Regions from separate parts of the Homo sapiens genome. Here region 1 is linked to region 2. Evidence: read pairs that join two places in POLR2A ChIA-PET (ENCODE). Cell type or tissue: OCI-LY7. All regions are shown on one strand. Each heading gives the region's core, and the rest is flanking DNA. Links, peaks and the distances in the headings are about the cores only.

The links. Peaks named below come from ENCODE experiments on the same cell type or tissue, not always from the same donor. Only the 100,000 strongest peaks of a DNase experiment are listed, where the experiment ranks them.
Region 1: POLR2A ChIA-PET joins it to region 2 with 23 read pairs; 9 of 35 experiments call an interaction of 5 or more read pairs at or near these places.

The regions. Positions count from the first base shown.
Region 1 is chr5:146,256,209-146,266,275 of GRCh38, reverse strand. It overlaps RBM27-POU4F3 (RBM27-POU4F3 readthrough), which reads right to left. Exons shown (of 20, transcript NM_001414499.1): 10 at 7,683-7,827; 11 at 5,378-5,531; 12 at 4,470-4,766; 13 at 2,645-2,785. RBM27 (RNA binding motif protein 27) reads right to left here. Exons shown (of 21, transcript NM_018989.2): 11 at 7,683-7,827; 12 at 5,378-5,531; 13 at 4,470-4,766; 14 at 2,645-2,785. Among named protein-coding and RNA genes, the nearest start is that of RBM27-POU4F3, 58 kb to the right of the region's middle. RefSeq lists an enhancer at 9,084-9,253. In OCI-LY7, for the core only: no CTCF peak of the experiment used is centred there; no DNase peak of the experiment used is centred there.
Region 2 is chr5:146,169,142-146,179,208 of GRCh38, reverse strand. It overlaps LARS1 (leucyl-tRNA synthetase 1), which reads left to right. Exons shown (of 32, transcript NM_020117.11): 2 at 1,544-1,662; 3 at 6,435-6,522; 4 at 7,219-7,299. Among named protein-coding and RNA genes, the nearest start is that of LARS1, 8.5 kb to the left of the region's middle. RefSeq lists silencers at 1,477-1,677, 2,497-2,697, cis regulatory regions at 3,487, 8,104 and enhancers at 3,403-3,572, 8,020-8,189, 9,420-9,589. In OCI-LY7, for the core only: no CTCF peak of the experiment used is centred there; DNase peaks (open chromatin) are centred at 5,408 and 5,958; H3K4me3 peaks cover 1,117 bases; H3K27ac peaks cover 3,220 bases.

The DNA of each region.
Region 1 (10,067 bases), core at 1,047-9,046, 87 kb before region 2:
TACTCCCCCATAGGATTCTGTGGTACCCTTGAAGATGTCCCTCTGTCCCCCAAATTTCTTTTAAATTAGTGGGTAGATCTAGAGGCCTGATCAGATTTGTTTTTCTCTTTGACAGGACTCTAGTAATCTTTGACACCCTCCTTAGTTTCTGGTTTGATACCATATTCTAGGCTCATCTGCAGTACTGCCAGTCTCAGGTCTGGAGACAGCTATTTCTTCAAGGATCCCTGGGTCCCTTTGAGTGCTAGGGATGCTCAATGACTGGGCTGGTCATTATTTCTAGACCTTTTCAGTGAATAGAATTGGGAAATGTTTGGGGAATATTTTGTTGCCTTTTTTTTCCCGCTTAAGATAAAATACAACCTGAGTTAATACGGATAGTTTCTATTCAAATGCAGGACTACAGGTATTTACTTAGTCTTATCTATCTTCTATCTCTCTTTTCAACCACACTGAAAGTCTGAGTTGTCAAGGACATCAGTGTAATTCCTCATTTGATTTACCCTACAATGCTCACAGATGGGTTTTAGAATATCAACACTGTCAACAATATGATTAGAAAGAGCTTTCTTTAAATTGTTTTTTGTCCTCAGGGTATATCACATTAGGAATACATCATCAAATCACTGTTTTAAAGCACTCAATGCAGATATGCTAGTTCATGTGTTTCACTTTTCTTTTCACTTTTTAGGGATTACTTCTATTTCATTTAATTTTACTTTATAATTACTTTCAGAATTTATTTACATGGTTCCAAGTTAAATCTACAAAACAAGACGTAATCAAAAGTCATCTAGCTTCTTCTATACTTGCCATAACCACAAGATTTAAATAATATGAATTATCTTTTTGGTTTTTTTCCTGTTAAAAGCAAATACTTCTCTGTGTTCAGTGCCTCTACTTTTTCACACCAGCAGTAGTCAACTATGTATTTTTTTCTTCCATTTTGCTTTTTTACTTAATATATTCTGATAATCACTCCATGGTACATATAAAAATATTCTTCATTCTTTATATAGTTGTATATTTACTGTGTAGATATACTACATTTGCAGTAACCAGTCCCCTACAGATGGGTATTTGGGTTGTTTCCAGTCTTTTGTTATTATAAAGAGTATATCATTACTAGCCTTGCACATATGTCTTTCCATATTTTGGCTGGTATACCTTTGACATAGATTCTTAGAAGGAAGATAACTAGTTTAGTAATGCATATGCATAATTTTTGCAGATACTGTACTGCCAAATTTCCTTTCATGAGGGTTGTATCATTTAGACTTTCAATCAGCATCTAAATCTCAGATCCATTTGGAATTTATACTGGTTTATGATATAATTTTTAAAAAAAGGATCAGATCTTATTTCATCTTTTCCCTACTGGCTATCCAGTCATCCCAATACTATTTATCAACATGTCTATAACTTCCCCACTGACCTGTTCCACTTTGTTATTATATAATAAACTCCTATTTGCAACTGAGTCTATTTCTAGATTTTCTATTCTGTTCCACTAGTCTGTCTATTCATGAGTCATTATCAGGTTGTTTCAGTTACAGAAGCTACATAGTATTTTTGGGATAGCAGTTTTCTTTGCTTTCCCTTTTTTTTTTTTTTTTTTTTTAGCTCTCTTTGTAATAATCACCATGCTCAAGAGTTATAGTATAGATATATTACTAAAAATAAATTACTTAAAACATATTTCAAAGTTTGGTTTTTTACTATGACAGAATACCCTTCACTAAATTCTTAAAGATGAAATTAAAGAAATTAATAAAGACACTTATCTATTAATAAATATCTAAAATTCAGCCGGGTGCAGTGGCTCACGCCTGTAGTCCAGCACTCTGGGGTGGATCACCTAAGGTCGGAGTTCCAGACCAGCCTGACCAACATGGAGAAACCCCATCTCCACTAAAAATACAAAATCAGCTGGGCATGGTGGCGCATGCCTGTAATCTCAGCTACTCAGGAGGCTGAGGCAGCAGAATCGCTTGAACCCAGGAGGTGGAGGTTGCGGTGAGCCGAGATTGTGCCATTGCACTCCAGCCTGGGCAACAAGAGCAAAACTCTGTCTCAAAAAACAAACAAACAAACAAACAAACAAATAAATATCTAAAATTCTCAAATTCCTACTTAACTTGGTTTTTGTTTTTTGTGTTTTTTTTTTTTTGACACAGGGTCTTGCTCTGTCACCCAGGCTGCAGTGCAATGGTACGACCTTGGCTCACTGCAACCTCCTCCTTCGGGTTCAAGTGATTCTCGTGCCTCAGCCTCCCGGGTAGCTGGGATTACAGGTGTCTGCCACCACGCCCAGCTAATTTTTTTGTATTTTTAGTAGAGAGGGGGTTTCGCCATTTTGGCCAGGCTGGTCTCAAACTCCTGACCTCAGGTGATCCACTCACCCAGGCTTCCCAAAGTGCTGGGATTACAGGTGTGAGCCACCACGCCCAGCCTCCTACTTAATTTTGAATAGGAAAAAAATTTCACCAGCAAATTTCTGACTGAAACATGGAAACTAGAGAGGTATACCTGCCACACTTAGGTTAACTGTCACAACTGTCTTCACTGTCTGAATGATAACTGATTTATTCTGTTAATTCACTGAATGATTCTAAATATATCTGAAGCTCCCAAAAATGCATACCTGGCAATCTTCTCCAGCACCACCAGACTGATTCAACAAATGTGATGCATCACTCTGGTTACCACCTGCATGTCCAAGACGATGTTTAACAGGAACTTTGTTAAGAACATATGCACCTGATGTCTGTGGTTTGCTCATCATCTGCACATACAAAATGAACACTTATGTGGCAGAAGTTTAAAAACATGCCTAGAAATGGTACAAATTTAAGATGATTACTCTAGGGAAGAAGATAAGAAAATGGGAACGGGAAGGTGCTTCAATTATCCGTAAGGTTTTATTTTTTAAGGGGAACTGGTGAATATACAAATGATAGATTATTCATACTTTTTGGGATGTCTAAAACATATCACAACAAAATATACATGCACCTACACACAAAAAAACCATTAATTATTTTTTAATGTTTCCTCTAGTATGCAATGCTCTGAAAGAATTAGAGGGTCTTGGCTGGGCACAGTGGCTCACACATATAATCCCAGCACTTTGGGAGGCCAAGGTGGGTGGATCACCTGAGGTCAGGAGTTCAAGACCAGCCTGGCCAACATGGTGAAACCCCGTCTCTACTAAAAATACAAAAATTGGGCAGGGGTGGTGGCATGCACCTGTAGTCGCAGCTACTCAGGAGGCTGAGGCAGGTAGCCTGAACCAGGAGGCAGAGGTTGCAGTGAACCAAGACTGAGCCACTGCACTCTAGCCTGAATGACGACAAAGCAGGACTGTCTCAAAAAAAAAAAAAAAGGAAAAAAGAAGAAGAAAAGAATTAGGGGGTCTTAACTGACAGTGGCTTAATATGAATAATTGTGAAATGATCACCTCAAAAACATAATGCAATCTTGGGCTGTACTAACAGAACATGTTTAATCATCACCATGAAGGTGATAGTATGAACTCTTTTCTACACTATTCACCCAACATCTAGGGGAAGCATTCACCTTTGCACCCTTACATGAAGTGGGATACAAACATAACTGAAAGAGAATTTAGATGCAAATGAGCAGGATGATAAATGGAGTTGATGCCATGTACTGTAAGGAATACTTTTTAAAAATCTGACTGTATTTAATCTAAGCATGAGATTATCTAGGTCAATCTCTGAATGGCTCTGATGTGTGGTAGTTTGTTGTTTTGTTTTTTCCTTCCTTCATCTATTCAATCAAATATGCTTTGAGCAATATGTACCAGACATTGTTTTAGGCACTAGGGATAGAATGGACACAACAGGCAAAATTCCAATTCTCTTGGAGCTTCTATTCCCATTTTTAGAAGGAACATATAACTTTTTTACATGGGAAAAAGGAGGGCAAATGGGTAGACACAAAAAAGACTGATTCTAAAAAATAAATAGCTCTACAGTTAAAGTTGCTCTGTGGTAGATGGTTATTATACTTTAGGGTGCATAACAATAACTTAAGAGTACTTGTTAAATATGTATATTTATAGGCCCTGTATCTAGAGACTGACTCTACAGAGGTTTGAGAAGCTGAAGCCCAGAAATTTGCACCCAGGTAAGTGATTCTGATGTAAAATAGCAGGTCTCAAACTTTAAGGTATGTAAGAATCACCAGGAGAGCTTGTTAAAACACAAATCCTTGGGCCCCACCCATAGGGATTCTGATTCAGTAGGATGGAGTATGGCTCAAGAATCTGAAATTTTTCCCCCAAGAATCTGCATTTCTATAAGATCCCAGGAGATCAGATGCTACTGGTCTGCAGTTCAAATTAAGAGTAGCTCTTCTGTAGAAGACCCAAGGACCAGGAATTGAAAAATACTGATCTAGAGGGTGTAACTAAAAGACCTTTAATTCCCAGTGAACCAGATTACCTTCTGGATACCTCCGTGCACTGTTGAAGGAGCAGACTGGGCCACTAGCACCTGCTGCTGATGTAGATGCTGTGGCAGGTGATGGTGCTGCTGTGAGAGGTGACTAAGTGTTTGCTGTTGTTGCAGGAGCAGCTGTGCTGAGGACTGTAGTGTCGGTTGCTCATTATTTTCCCTATGCCACAAGACTCGAATGAATCGGTTGTTTAGAACTGCTTCTGTGCTAGAAATGGCTTTCCTGGCCTCCTCATTGGTAAGATATTGGATTAGGGCTGCTTCTGGGTCACCCTTAAAAGCAACCTTGAAGAAAATAAAACAATATAAATTCCCAAAAACAGAAAATAGTTAAATAAATTATGACCCACTGCTATGTAATGAATGTTTTCCCCAAAATACACATGTTAAAGCCCTAAACTCCAACATTACTGTTTTAGAGATAGAGCTTTTAGGATGTAATTAAGGTTAAATGAGGTCACAAAGGTGCATCCTAATGAATAGTATCGGTGGCCTTAAAAGAAGAGAAAGAGATCTGCCCTGACCCCCTCTTTCTCTTTCTCTGTCTGCCATGTGAGAACACAAGAAGCCAACCATCTGCAAGCGAGGAAGACAGCACTCCCTAGGAAATGAATCATCCAGCACCTTGATCTTGGACTTCTCAGTCTCCAAAACTGTGAGGCTACCCATTCTCTTTCAGGAAGAGATTGCAGAAAAGAACCAAATGAATTCACAAGAACAAACATGGTTTAACAAGTCCATCATAAAAGTGGGTATATAGATATATGGTGGCATTTACAGCACTTAGCAGAGATGATCAGAATAACCACTGACTCATTTAAACAAGGTGAGCTGATAGAAATATTCCCAAGACCCATAAAATGCCTGGATTCTGTCACTGACATAGCCACATTTACCTGGATATTAACAATAGTTCCAAATTTGCTGAAGTGTTCATTGAGCTTGGTAATGTTGTTCAATTCCTGAGGGATTTTCTTGACTTCTAATTTGGTGTTTGTATACTGATTCTTTCGTAAGAACCCTGGTTTATTTTGATTGTTATTTCCTTGCCTAAAAGGAAGATTAATACATCTTGGTTAATTCTCCTACTTCATGCCTAGCAAAGAGATATAACCACAAAGAATTTAGGTTTATAATTTTTTTAAGTGCCTTTTGTGGCTGGGCATGGTGGCTCCACCTATAATCCCAGAAAACTTCTTCAAAATCATATGAAACATTATATTCAAAATTCAAACCACAGAAAATACATAAGCATCCAGAAACAGATTACAGGCTGAGCGAAGTAGCTCATGCCTGTAACGCCAGCACTCTGAGAGGCCAAAGCAGGAGGATTGCTTGAGCCCAGGGGTTCCAGACCAGTCTGGGGAACATAGTAAGACCACATCTCTATGTAATAAATTAACTGATTGATTAATTTGTTTAAAGTTCCTTTTGTGAGCCCTTAACATTCTTCGGAAATTACTAAGCAATTTTCACATTCTTCTTTTTTTTTTTTGTAGACGGAGTCTCACTCATTCGCCCAGGCTGGAGTGCCGTGGAACAATCTCGGCCCACTGCAACCTCCACCTCCCAAGTTCAAGTGATTCTCCTGCCTCAGCTTCCTGAGTATCTGGGATTACAGGTGCATGCCAACACGCACGACTAATTTTTGTATGCTTAGTACAGACAAGGTTTCACCATGTTGGCCAGGCTGGTCTTGAACTCCTGGCGTCGGTGATCTACCCGTCTCGGCCTCCCAAAGTGCTGGCATTACAGGTGTGAGCCACTACGCCCGGCCAACATTATTCTTTTTTTTTTTTTTTTTTTTTTTTTTTTGAGACGGAGTCTCGCTCTGTCGCCCAGGCCGGACTGCGGACTGCAGTGGCGCAATCTCGGCTCACTGCAAGCTCTGCTTCCCGGGTTCACGCCATTCTCCTGCCTCAGCCTCCCGAGTAGCTGGGACTACAGGCGCCCGCCACTGCGCCCGGCTAATTTTTTGTATTTTTAGTAGACACGGGGTTTCACCTTGTTAGCCAGGATGGTCTCGATCTCCTGACCTCATGATCCACCCGCCTTGGCCTCCCAAAGTGCTGGGATTACAGGCGTGAGCCACCGCGCCCGGCCACATTATTCTTATTACATGAGAATAGAAAAGGTGAACAGCAATAGATTACAAAAAGAAAAGGCCCAACTAACACTTAAAATCATATGCTAAATAGATCTACCATAAAGATCTACCACAATTATCAAAGACTCTAACATCATTAAATGAAGGCTAGAACACCACCTTTTTTTTTTTTTTTTTTTTTTTGAGACAGAGTTTTGTTCTTTTTGCCCAGACTGGAGTGCAATGGTGCAATCTCAACTCACTGCAACCTCCGCCTCCCAGGTTCCAGCGATTCTCCTGCCTCAGCCTCCCAAGTTGCTGGGATTACAGGCGCGTGCCACCACACCTGGCTAATTTTGTATTTTGGCTTTCTCCATTTTGGTCAGGCTGGTCTCGAACTCCTGACCTCAAGTGATCCACCCGCCTTGGCCTCCCAAAGAGCTGGGATTATAGGCGTGAGCCACTGTGCCCAGCTAGAACATCATCTTTAACGGCATATTTTCAACTTCTGCAAAGGTACTAAGCTTTTTTTTTTCACCGTTGATTTCATTTTTTTCTTCTTTTCTATCCATTGCTAGTGTCTCAGTAATTTCTAATATTGGGTTAGGCGTAGAAATAGGTAGGTACGAATTAGAAATACCTATTTTGGGCTGGATGTGGTAGCTCACACCTGTAATCCCAGCACCTTGGGAGGCCAAGGTGGGTGGATCACCTGAGGTCAGGAGTTTGAGACCAGCCTGACTAACAAGGTGAAACCCCATCTCCGCTAAAAATACAAGAAAATCAGGTGGGCATGGTGGCTGGCACCTGTAATCTCAACTACTCAGGAGGCTGGGACAAGAGAATCACTTCAACCCAGGAGGCAGAGGTTGAGGTGAGCTGAGATTATACCATTGCACTCCAGCCTGGATGACTACGTCTTTTAAAAAAAAAAAAAAAATTATAAATATTGTTAACTTTTTAATTTTTACAACATTCTAAAGATGTCTCCTGGAACCCTAACTTCAAGATACCTAGTTTGAAAAACATTAATTAATGACAAATCTTATTTTTATGAATTTACCAATGCAAACGACAATAACAATTAGATGCTACTAATTAGCAAATTATCTTACTTTCCCAGCCAAGGTTTCTTTGTGAGTGGCCCTTCCAAACCACTCATAGCTCTTTTTCGACTATCTGGTTCAAGAACTACTCTGGTTATGTTGCTATTAATCGAAACAGGAACTGGTGGTTCAGTCTGGATCACAATGTTAGCAGCTGTTGGAAAAAAAAATTGAAATTACTGAGTTTTTCAGGAGTCTCAATGATTAATATATTTAGTCTAAAAGCTAAAAACTACTATGAATAGCTCAACTACTATCATTTCTCTTTTAGAAATGCCTAACAGAAGAAAAAGTTACAAATGCCTTTTTCTATAAAAAATAGAAATCCATGTTTCAAAACTCAAAGTTAACCTCGATGTAATAATTGACTCAGGCATGGATGATCAATAGATGAAAAAAATATTGGTGAAAGGTTGCTGGAAAACAAGATATTTATGGTGCCAAAGTACCACTCCAAAAATTACATTTACAATGGAGAGCTCTGGGCCAGGCACGGTGGCTCACGCCTGTAATTCCAGCACTTTGGGAGGCCGAGGCGGGCGGATCACCTGAGGTCGGGAGTTCGAGACCAGCCTGACCAACATGGGGAAACCCCATCTCTACTAAAAATACAAAAAAATTAGCCAGACATGGTGGTGCATGCCTGTAATCCCAGCTACTCGGGAGGCTGAGGCAGGAGAATCGCTTGAACCCAGGAGACGGAGGTTGTGGTGAGCCGAGATTGTGCCATTGCACTCCAGCCTGGGCAACAAGAGTGAAATTCGGTCTCATAAAGAAACCAAAAAAAAAAAACAAAAACAATGGAGAGCTCCAACAATGATCACCTTATACAAGCAATCAAACTTAGCACCATTAATGGACATTATTTGCCTCCTGGTATGATTCAACAAGAAGTTCACCAAATCATAAGGATTACATATTATTATGGAATTATGGTTTTATGTGTGGCAATAATACTGTGCTTATATAGGACTGTCTTATTCTTAGATATAAGGTAAAGGACTTAAAGTTTCACAATGTCTACCAATTAATTTCAAGAGATTCAACAAAAAAATGTGAGTGGAGAGAAGAAAGAGAAGAGAGAGTATACAAGAGAGCATTCATGCCCAAAGGTAGTAAAATATTACTGGTGAATCTAAATGAAGGCATTCAAATGTTCACTGTGTTTCTTTTGATTTTCCACAGGTTTAAAGTTGGGAAGAAAATCCAAAGCCAATACTATAAATTGGCAGAAATACTCTAAGAATCTGTCCTTACAATAAATAACCTGTGGGTAGGAAGACGTGTACTGAACAAAACAGAAATTAGCAACACAAAACTATGCCTATTAAATCTTGAGTATTTCTCTTAACTTTAGCAACTCCACCAAGCAAAGAATAACTCAGAGCTGAATGCTGGGGTAGGTATATGGTTAGGAGTTGGTACATTTGATTTCATCTTTGTCAGGGAAATTATGATGTAAAGATTCATTCACTTAACGTTTAGCTATTTTACAGCTCAGCAACTATAGCAGACCTTGGGTATACATTAGTGAATAAAATAGACGTGATCCTTGCTCTTGCGGGACTTGTGTTTGCAGAAGGCTAATGAAGAAGATAGCAACTGCGATGGCATAAAGCATTCTAGAGTTTGAGATGCCATTATGTTCTCCTTAAATAGTTTTTATCATTACCAGCTAACATTGCCTAATGCTTTTTTTTAATTAATTTTTTTTAATTTAATGAAGTGTGTCATATTAAAGGAAGGAAGTCACTAAAGGTTAAGTGACTTACCCAAGACAACAAAGAAATCTTGTTGTATACACAACATGACTTCTCCTCTGAATTCTAGTTCTGCCACTTAACAGCTGTGTGACTTTGGGCAAGTTCTTTAAACCTCTCTAAGCCTCAGTGTTTTTACTTGTAAAAGGAGAATAAAAATAGAAATATGAGAGACAATAATATATATGAGGCTGGGTGCAGTGGCTCATGCCTGTAATACCAGCACTTTGGGAGTCCGAGGTGAGATCTGGATCACCTGAGGTCAGGAGTTCAAGACCAGCCTGACCAATATGGTGAAACCTCGTCTCTACTAAAAATACAAAAATTAGCAGGGTTGTGGTGGTGCACACCTGTAATCCCAGCTACTCAGGAGGCTGAGGTGGGAGAATCGCTTGAACCCAGGAGGCGGAGGTTGCAGTGAGCCGAGATCGTGCCACTGCATTCCAGCATAGGTGACAGAAGGAGACCCTGTCTCAAAAAATATATATATATAAATAATATATATAAAAATAATATATATAAAAATATATATATAAATAATATATATATAAAATATATATATATGAGAAGGCATTTGGTGTAGTCTTCATACAAAACCTGTTATTCTTATAGTGGTAATAGTGTTATTAACAGC
Region 2 (10,067 bases), core at 1,092-9,091:
CTAGGCTGGAGTGCAGTGGCTCCATCTTGGCTCACTGCAACCACCGCCTCTTGGGTTCAGGTAATTCTCCTGTCTTTGCCTCCCGAGTAGCTGAGATTATAGGCGCATGCCAACGCATCCGGCTAATTTTTGTATTTTTAGTAGAAATGGGGTTTCGCCATATTGGCCAGGCTGGTCTTGAACTCGTAGCCTCAGGTGATCCACCTGCCTCGGCCTCTCAAAGTGCTGGGATTACAGGCATGAGCCACCAAACCTGGCCAAAAAAATTGTTTTTCTTTTAAAGAGGAGGTCTTTCTATGTTGCCTAGGCTGGTCTCAAACTCCTGGCCTCAAATAATCCTCCCTCCTCAGCCTCCCAAAGTGTTGGGATTGTAGACATGAGGCACTACATCCAGCCAAGTTACTTATTAAGAAGAGGTTTTGAAGTGAGAGGGGGCAGTGGCGTTGATAGTCTAAATGAAGGTGGTTAGTAGCAGGAATGGAAAGGGATGAACAGTTGTGCAGGCTTATTATTTCTTAGAAAAGAAAATACCTTATACAATCACTGTTTTATGGAAACTTGAAAAGAGTCCAGGTATTTTTTTTTTTTTGGTGGGGGATGGAGTTTCGCTCTTGTTGCCCAGGCTGGAGTGCAATGGTGCAATCTTGGCTCACTGCAACTTCCACCTCCCAGGTTCAAGCGATTCTCCTGCCTCAGCCTCCCAAGTAGCTGGGATTACAGATGCGTGCCACCTTGCCTAGCTAATTTTTGTATTTTTAGTAGAGATGGGGTTTCACCACGTTGGCCAGGCTTGTCTCTAACTCCTGACCTCAGGTGATCCTCTCACCTCGGCCTCCCAAAGTGCTGGGATTACAGGCGTGAGCCACCGTGTCCAGCCTGTTTTATTTAAATTTCATATGAACAGTTCTTTAACAATTTTGGAGAGAAGTTCTCTATCAGTATCTTTGATATTCATGTATTTTAATTAAATAGAAACATTTGATGACAGTGTTACATTGTAGTATATAATTTTAAAAAAGCATATCAAAGCCTTTTACATATTTCAGTAATTGTTCAACCATTTCTTTGAGGTTTGAGGTACACAGGTCATGATAATCCTAATTTTTTTTTTCTGGCGGAGTCTTGCTGTGTCACCCAAGCTGGAGTGCAATGGCATGATCTCGGCTCACTGCAGCCTCCGCCTCCCTGGTTCAAGCGATTCTCCTGCCTCAGCCTCCTGAGTTGCTGAGATTACAGGTACCCGCCACCACGCCCAGCTAATTTTTGTATTTTAGTAGAGATGGGTTTCGCCCTGTTGGCCAGGCTGATCTCGAACTCCTGACCTCAAGCAATCCACCCGCCTCGGCCTCCCAAAGTGCTGGGATTACACGCATGAGCCACCGCGCCTGGCTGATAACCCTAATTTTTAATGTTCATTTAAATTTCAAGATAACCATGGAAAAATCAGTCTTTATCAGTGAGCAGCTCAGTTCTGTGAACCCAATTCTTTTTTAAAGCAAGCGTGCTGAAATACAGAGTGGATTATTCTCTTTGTGTCCAATAGGAAAGAAAAGGAACAGCCAAAGTGGACTTTTTGAAGAAGATTGAGAAAGAAATCCAACAGAAATGGGATACTGAGAGAGTGTTTGAGGTCAATGCATCTAATTTAGAGAAACAGACCAGGTGAGTAATAGTTTGTGAAGTTCTGCACATTGTATTTCTATATATATATATATATATATATATTTTTTTTTTTTTTTTTTTGAGACGGAGTCTTGCTCTGTCGCCCAGGCTGGAGTGCAGTGGCGCAATCTCGGCTCACTGCAAGCTCCGCCTCCCAGGTTCATGCCATTCTCCTGCCTCAGCCTCCCGAGCAGCTGGGACTACAGGCACCCACCACCATGCCCAGCTAATTTTTTGTATTTTTAGTAGAGATGATGTTTCACTGTGTTAGCCAGGGTGGTCTCGATCTTCTGACCTCGTGATCCACCCGCCTCGGCCTCCCAAAGTCCTGGGATTACAGGCGTGAGCCACCACGCCCGGCCCTGTGCATTGTATTTCTAAAACCGTTGGCTTTATAGTACAGAAACAGCTTGGTGGAACCCATAAGGTAGATTGTATTTATAATGCCTGAAACAGGGTGAAGGAGGTGACTTTCACTTTCTGCATATGAATTAGGATCTTTTTTCTTATGGGGTTTGTAAAGATTTTTTTTTCTAAATAAAGTTTGTTTTGTTTTGTTTTAAAGACTACAGTATTTTAAATATTTAGACAAAGAAGGATGTTTTGAGATTTTTTTCTTTGCTGACTGATAAAACGAAATTATTCTATTAGACTCATAGACGATTATTATCTCCAAAGACAGAAAATGTAAATTTTTATGTTTTTTCTTTACAAGTAAACCTAATGCTTATAGAAGTATAAATGTTGAAGATATTATTTCATAAATACTGCATTGCCTTGATACTAAAATAATACTGATTTAAAGACAAACGTAGATCATGACATGATATTTGGGAAAAACAAAAACAAAATAACTCCCCCAAACATTGCCTTAATAAATGTATGCATCAATTATAAGATATATCCCAGATTCATATATGTTGAGATGTAAGAAAATGTGCTTTTTCAGATTGAAGAAATACGGTTATAGTAACAACAATAATAGTAAGTTAACATTGAACACTTACTGTGTGCTAGCAAATGTGCTAGCAAATTTTTTTACATGTATACTCTCATTTAATCTTCTTTTTCTTTCTTTCTTTTTTTTTTTTTTTTTTTGAGACAGTCTTGCTCTGTCATCAGGCTGGAGTGCAGTGGCGCCATCTCGGCTCACTGCAACCCCCAACTCCCTGGTTAAAGCGATTCTCCTGCCTCAGCCTCCTTAGTAGCTGGGATTACAGGCATGTGCCACCACGCCCAGCTAATTTTTGTATTTTTAGTAGAGACGGGGTTTTACCATGTTGGCCAGGATGGTCTCGATTTCCTGACCTCGTGATCCGCCCACCTCAGCCTCCCAAAGTGCCGGGATTACAGGCATAAGCCACCGTGCCTAGCCTTTTTCTTTCTTTCTTTTTTTAGACAAAGTCTTGCTGTGTCATTCAAGCTGGAGTGCAGTGGCACAGTCATAGCTCACTGTAACTTCAAACTCCCGAGCTCAAGCAATCCTTCTTCCTCGGCCTTCTGAGTAGCTGGGACTACAGGCATGCGCCACCATGCCTGGCTAATTTGTTTTTTCTTAGAGACAGGGTCTTGCTATGTTGCCCAGGCTGGTCTCAAACTCCTGGCTTCAAGTGATCCTTCTGCCTTGGCCTCTCAAAGCTCTTAAGATTATAAGACATGAGCCATCACTCCTGGCCTCATTTTACCTTTTAATTTTTTTTGTTTTTGTTTTTTTTTTTTGAGACGGAGTCTTGCTCTGTCACCCAGGCTGGAGTGCAGTGGCGCAATCTCGGCTCACTGCAAGCTCCGCCTGCCGGGTTCACGCCATTCTCCTGCTTCAGCCTCCTGAGTAGCTGGAACTACAGGCGGCTGCCACCATGCCCGGCTAATTTTTTTGTATTTTTAGTAGAGATGGGGTTGCATTGTGGTCTCGATCTCCTGACCTCGTGATCTGCCTGCCTCGGCCTTCCAAAGTGCTGGGATTACAGGCGTGAGCCACTGCGCCCGGCCTTTTTTTTTTTTTTTTTGAGGTGGAGTCTTGCTCTGTTGCCTAGGCTGGGTGCAGTGGCATGATCTCGGCTCACTGCAACCTCTGCCTCCCGGGTTCAATGATTTTTCTGCCTCAGCCTCCCCAGTAGCTGGGATTACAGGTGCATGCCACCACGCCTGGCTAAGTTTTAATTTTTGTTTTTAATAGAGACGGGGTTTTGCCATGTTGGCCAGTCTGGTCTCAAACTCAAATGATCCGCCTGCCTCCGACTCCCAAAGTGCTGGGATTACACGCGTGAGCCACTGTGCCCGCCCATTATCTTTTTTTTTTTTTTAATTTGGAGACAGAGTCTGTGGTGTCAGATGGAGCGAGCCTCTGTCACCCAGGCTGGAGTGCAGTTGTGTGATCTCAGCTCACTGCAACCTCTGTCTCCTGGGCTCAGGTGATCCTCTCACCTCAGCCTCCTGAGTAGGTGGGACTGTAGGCGCACGCCACCACACCCAGGTAATTTTTCTATTTTTAGTAGAAATGGGGTCTTGTTATGTTGCTGAGGCTGGTCCCAACTCCTGGGCTCAAGTGATCTGCCCACCCCGGCCTCCCAAAGTGCCGGGATTATAGGCATGGGCCACTGCACCCAGCATTGAAAAAATTTCTTTTGTAGAAATGAAGTTTCACTGTCTTGCCCAGGCTAGTCTTGAACTCCTGGGCTCAAGTAATCCTCCCACTTTTGCCTCCCAAAGTGTTGGGATTACAGGTTTGAGCCACCATGCCTGGCCTTAATCTTCTCAATATACTTTAAGGTTAACAGCTTTTAAAATTTCTCTTTTACAGCTGAGGAAACTGAGGCACAGAGAGGCTAAGTAACCAGTTCAAGGTTACATCACTGGGAATTGACTGGGCCTGGGCTTGTTTTTAGGACTTTCTGATTCAAAAGTCTTTTTTCCTTGCTTATTAAGCTATATTCTAATGGATATATATATATATATATATGGATATATACATATATGGATATATATATATATGGATATATACATATATGGATATATATATATATATGGATATATATATATATATATGGATATATATATATATGGATATATATATATATATATGGATATATATATATATATTTGAGACAGAGTTTTGCTGTTGTTGCCCAGGCTGGAGTGCAATGGTGTGATCTCGGCTCACCGCAACCTCCGACTCCCGTGTTCAAGCGATTCTCCTGCCTCAGCCTCCCCTGTAGCTGGGATTACAGGCATGCGCCACCACGCACAGCTAATTTTGTAGTTTTACTAGAGACGGGTTTTCTCCACGTTAGGCTAGTCTTGAAATCCCAACCTCAGGTGATCCGCCCGCCTCCGCCTCCCAAAGTGCTGGGATTAGAGGTGTGAGCCACCAGGCCCCAGCCTTTTTTTTTTTTTTTTTTTTTTAAGAGAAAAAGAAATTGCTGTAATATAGTCTCTGGTGTTATACTTGAAGCTATAATTTGAAGCTTCTATTTTCTTCTAGAGGTTTGGTTAACTTTAAGGTAATTTAAAATAATTACAAGTGAACTGAAAAAGCTGCTTTGTTTAGTGAAAGAGAATTAACTATAGGTGTATGCAGTAAGACTGAAGAAAGTAATATAATGTCAAGTGAAGAAGGCAAATTGCAGAAGTCTATATGAAGTATGCCTTTTTTTTGTATGAAACTCACAAGTGAGCGAAACTAAATGATAAATAGTTTAAGGGTGCTGCCAAGTGTGCAAACTATTCAAAAACAAGGGAACGGTAAAAGCAAATTTCAGAATGTCGGTTATCTCTTGTGGGACAGTAGAGAGGAAACAGGTAGTTTCAGTGGATTCATAAGTCAGATGGTGTGTTTACAAGTGTTCATTTTATTATGCTTCATAACACAGTATGTATGTTAGATATTCTTCATAAGAAAAAAGAATACAGACCAAGCATGGTGGCTCATGAGCTCATGCTCATGGTGGTTCTTATATTGAGAACCCTGTCTTTACAAAAACAACTAAAAAATTAAAAAAAAAAAAAAAGCTTTAAAGGATGCGTTTAAAGTGAATCTACCACATATCAAGTAATATTGAGGATGTTTTATATTACCTGAGGGACTTTGAATTGCTTTATATATATATCTAGTATCTAGTGAAAACAAATCTCATTTATTCAGTAAAATATTAAATTAGCCTAGGTTCATAAGGGTATTAAAGAATTTTTTTTTTTTTGAGATGGAGTCTCATTTTCGCCCAGGCTGGAGTGCAGTGGCATGATCTCAGCTCATTGCAACCTCTGCCTCTCAGGTTCAATGATCAGGCGATTCTTGATTCTCATGCTTAACCACTAGAGTAGCTGGGATTATCAGCGCACGCCATCACGCCCGGCTAGTTTTTAGTAGAGACAGGGTTTCACCATGTTGCCCAGGCTGGTCTCGAACTCCTGGCCTCAAGCAGTCCACCAGCCTTGGCCTCCCAAAGTGTTGGGATTACAGGTGTGAGCCACCACGCCTGACCTAGTATATTATCTTTACTCAAGTATTTTAGCTCAAATTAAACCTCTAGTATTTGTTACAAGGCTATTTAATTCTTAATAGCAACCTATCAATGTCTTATTTCTTGTAAATCTAAAGTAATTTTCAATTTTAGAGAGTTTTAAATTTGTAGATTTATAAATTTACTTTTAAATATTTTTTAAATAACCTTAAGTTATTTATATCAAGCATTTCCTTCACCCCACTTCCTTATTGTAAAAGGAACTTAACATTTATTCTTCTGTACTTTCTTTTTTATACTGTTGTTTTGCAGCAAGGGCAAGTATTTTGTAACCTTCCCATATCCATATATGAATGGACGCCTTCATTTGGGACACACGTTTTCTTTATCCAAATGTGAGGTAATGTTTCCCTATGTTTGCTATAATGGGGAGGAAGGTTTTTAACGAATATTGTTTTGAAGAAAATGGCAGCTATAGAATTTATTATTTCCTGTTAAGAGAACTTAAAATTCCTTAAAGCATAATTTTTTATATTTAAGTAATTTATTTTTATTTTTATTTATTTATTTTTGAGATGGAGTCTTGCTTTGTCACCAGGCTGGAGTGCAGTGGTGTGATCTCAGCTCACTGCAACCTCTGCCTCCTGGGTTCAAGTGATTCTTCTGCCTCAGCCTCCCGAGTAGCTGGGACTACAGGCACGCACCACCACGCCCAGCTAATTTTTGTATTTTTAGTAGACACGGGATTTCACCATATTGGCCAGGATGGTCTCAAACTCTTGACCTTGTGATCCACCAGCCTCGGCCTCTGAAAGTGCTGGGATTATAGGCATGAGCCACCGTGCCTGGCCCATTTAAGTAATTTAATTTTTATATTTAATTTTTATGTGCCATATGTGTATGTGTGCAAGGGTCTGGGCATGTATGCATATTCAAAAGTAATTCCTAGGTTGGTGAGTTTTGGGATGCCTAAAATCTAACTGGCATTCCAAAGGAGGATGTAAAGAAGAAAACTAATTTTTTTGTGTGAAAAGTTCACATTTTGTATTTGTCTGGCATTTAAATTTGCAATTTAAATTTAATTTTATTTCTGTAGTTTGCTGTAGGGTACCAGCGATTGAAAGGAAAATGTTGTCTGTTTCCCTTTGGCCTGCACTGTACTGGAATGCCTATTAAGGTAAGATCGCTAATAGGATTGGTTTCTACTCTTTTTAGTTGGAGCAAATAGTAATACCCAATTCAAGAGCTTAAAAGGATTTTTAAGTATTGCTGCATTAAAGTATGAAATGAGTTGAATTTATTATAGTGAAAATTAATTTAAAAATAAACAACATGTGAAGAAGTGCTTAAATAAAGGGCATCCATTATGGTCTAAGTGATTACTAAGTGATTTTAATGTCTTTTGGTTACCTTGTGTATTTATGTCTGTATTACAGTTAGGTAATAACTGATTCTGTTTTACTAAAAAGAAAAATGTACAGCCATTGTGCACTTATGACATATGTAAGATGCCGGCATAAAATAATAAACAGTTGTATTGTATTTTGATCATTTTTGCAAATATCTTCATTTGTCATAAGTTTGTATTAGAAATAATTCTCAATGAAGAATAGGAAAGAAAACTAGAGTTGAAAGGATTCCTTTATATAATAGGATTAGGAAATTTAAATCCTATTTCTTTTTATTCTCCAACATTTTATTTTATTTTACTTTATTTTATTTTTTTTTTGAGACGGAGTTTTGCTTTTGTCGTCCAGGCTGCAGTGCAATGGTGTGATCTTGGCTAACTGCAACCTCCTTCTCCTGGGTTCAAGCGATTCTCCTGCCTCAACCTCCCGAGTAGCTGGGATTACAGGCACCCGCCACCACACCTGGCTAATTTTTGTATTTTTAGTAGAGACGAGGTTTCCCCGTGTTGGCTAGGCTGTTCTGGAACTCCTGACCTCAGTTGATCCACCCACCTCGGCCTTCCAAAGTGCTGGGATTACAAGCGTGAGCCACCATGCCCGGCCTTCTGCAACCTTTTATTTTAAAGAATGTCAATCCTACAGAAAAAGTGGAATGGTAGTACAATGAACACCCTCCACCCTTCACCTGTAGTTACAAAGTCTTAACGTTTGCCATATTTGTTTTAGTTCTGTCTCTTAGCACACATGCATGCATGCGTGCTTTTCTCTTTCTTTTTCTTCTTTTTTTTTTTTCTGAGTTGGAGTCTTGCTCTGTCACCCAGGCTGGAGTGCAGTGTTGTACTTTTAGTACAGATGGGGTTTCACCATGTTGGCCAGGCTGGTTTCAAACTCCTGACCTCAGGTAATCTGCCCACCTCGGCCTCCCAAAGTGCTGGGATTACAGGCATGAGCCACCACGCCTAGCCCTTCTCTCTCTCTTTTTCTGTGAACTTTTTGAAAGAAAGTTGCAGATATCATGACGTGTCATTGCTAAATACTTCAGCATGTATTCTAAGAACAAGGGCATTCTTCTACATTATCAGAGTCCTGTTATCCCCTCCAAGAAATTCAACATTGATGTTATATTATCGTCTTCATCTAATCTGTAGTCAAATTTCTGTAGACTCAAAATGTCCTTTCCATCTGTTTTTCCCCCCTTTTTTTTTTTTGAGACGGAATCTTGCTCTGTCACTCAGTCTGGAGTGCAGTGGTGAGATCTTGGCTTGCTGCAACATCTGCCTCCCAAGTTCAAGTGATTCTCTTGCCTCAGCCTCCTGAATATCTGGGATTACAGGTGCCTGCTACCATGCCTGGCTAATGTTTTTTGTATTTTTAGTGTAAACAGGGTTTCACCATGTTGGGCAGGCTGGTCTCGAACTCCTGACCTTAGGTGATCCGCCTGCCTTGGCTTCCCACAGTGCTGAGATTACAGGCTTGACCCACTATGCCCTGCTGTTTTTCACTTTTTATTTTGTGGAGCACACATTGCATGTAATTATCCATTCTTTTCACTGTCTTTTAGTTGTTTGTCGTGATATTGATGTTTTTGAAGTCTAAGCTAGTTATTTTGTAGAATGTCCTATGATATGAGTTTTCTGATTGTTTTTTCATGATTAGGGTTGGGCTAAATATTTTGACAAGAATACTTCATTGTTGAGGTATTAACTTACCATTGTATCACCTCAAAAGCATATAAAATGGTAATTTGTCCCATTTAGTGAAATTAAGTTAATCCTGCCAGGTTTCCTCATTCTAAAGGTGACTTTTCCTCCTATAAAATTAAAAAGTAAGGCCAGACACGGTGGCTCACGCCTGTAATCCCAGCACTTTGGGAGGCCGAGGCAGGAGGATCACATGAGGTCAGGAGTTCAAAACCAGCCTGGCCAACGTGGTGAAACCCCATCTCTACTAAAAATACAAAAATTAGCCGGGCGTGGTGGCAGGTGCCTGTAATTCCAGCTACTTCGGAGGCTATGTCAGGAGAATCGCTTGAACCCGGGAAGTAGAGGTTGCAGTGAGCCGAAACTGCGCCATTGCACTCCAGCCTGGGCAACAAGAGTAAAATTCCATCTCAAAAAAAAAAAAGAAAGAAATTAAAAAGTAATCTATAGGATAACACTTTGAGAGCCTCTGAATGTCCTGTTACTCAATAACCCTGGTTTTATCATCCTTTAATCATCCTTGCCTGTTTTTATTATTCTATTAGTGGTTGAAATTCTTCTGAATAGAAGAGCCTTTTCCATTTAAAAAATTTTTACTTCTGTATTTCTTATTTTTCTCATAACTTTAACAGTGTTTACTTGGTGTCATCTTTGTTTTTGACAGTGGACTCATTGTGGTATAATTGATAAGAGCTAGAGTGGAAAGTCCAAGGTTAAGTCTGTAACTTTGCTAGCTGTATGACCTTGGGTAAATCACTTCATCTCTGTTTGTTTTCTGACTTAAAGCCTATCCTATCTACTTGGTAGGCTTGTGATGATAACTAATAGAGTATATG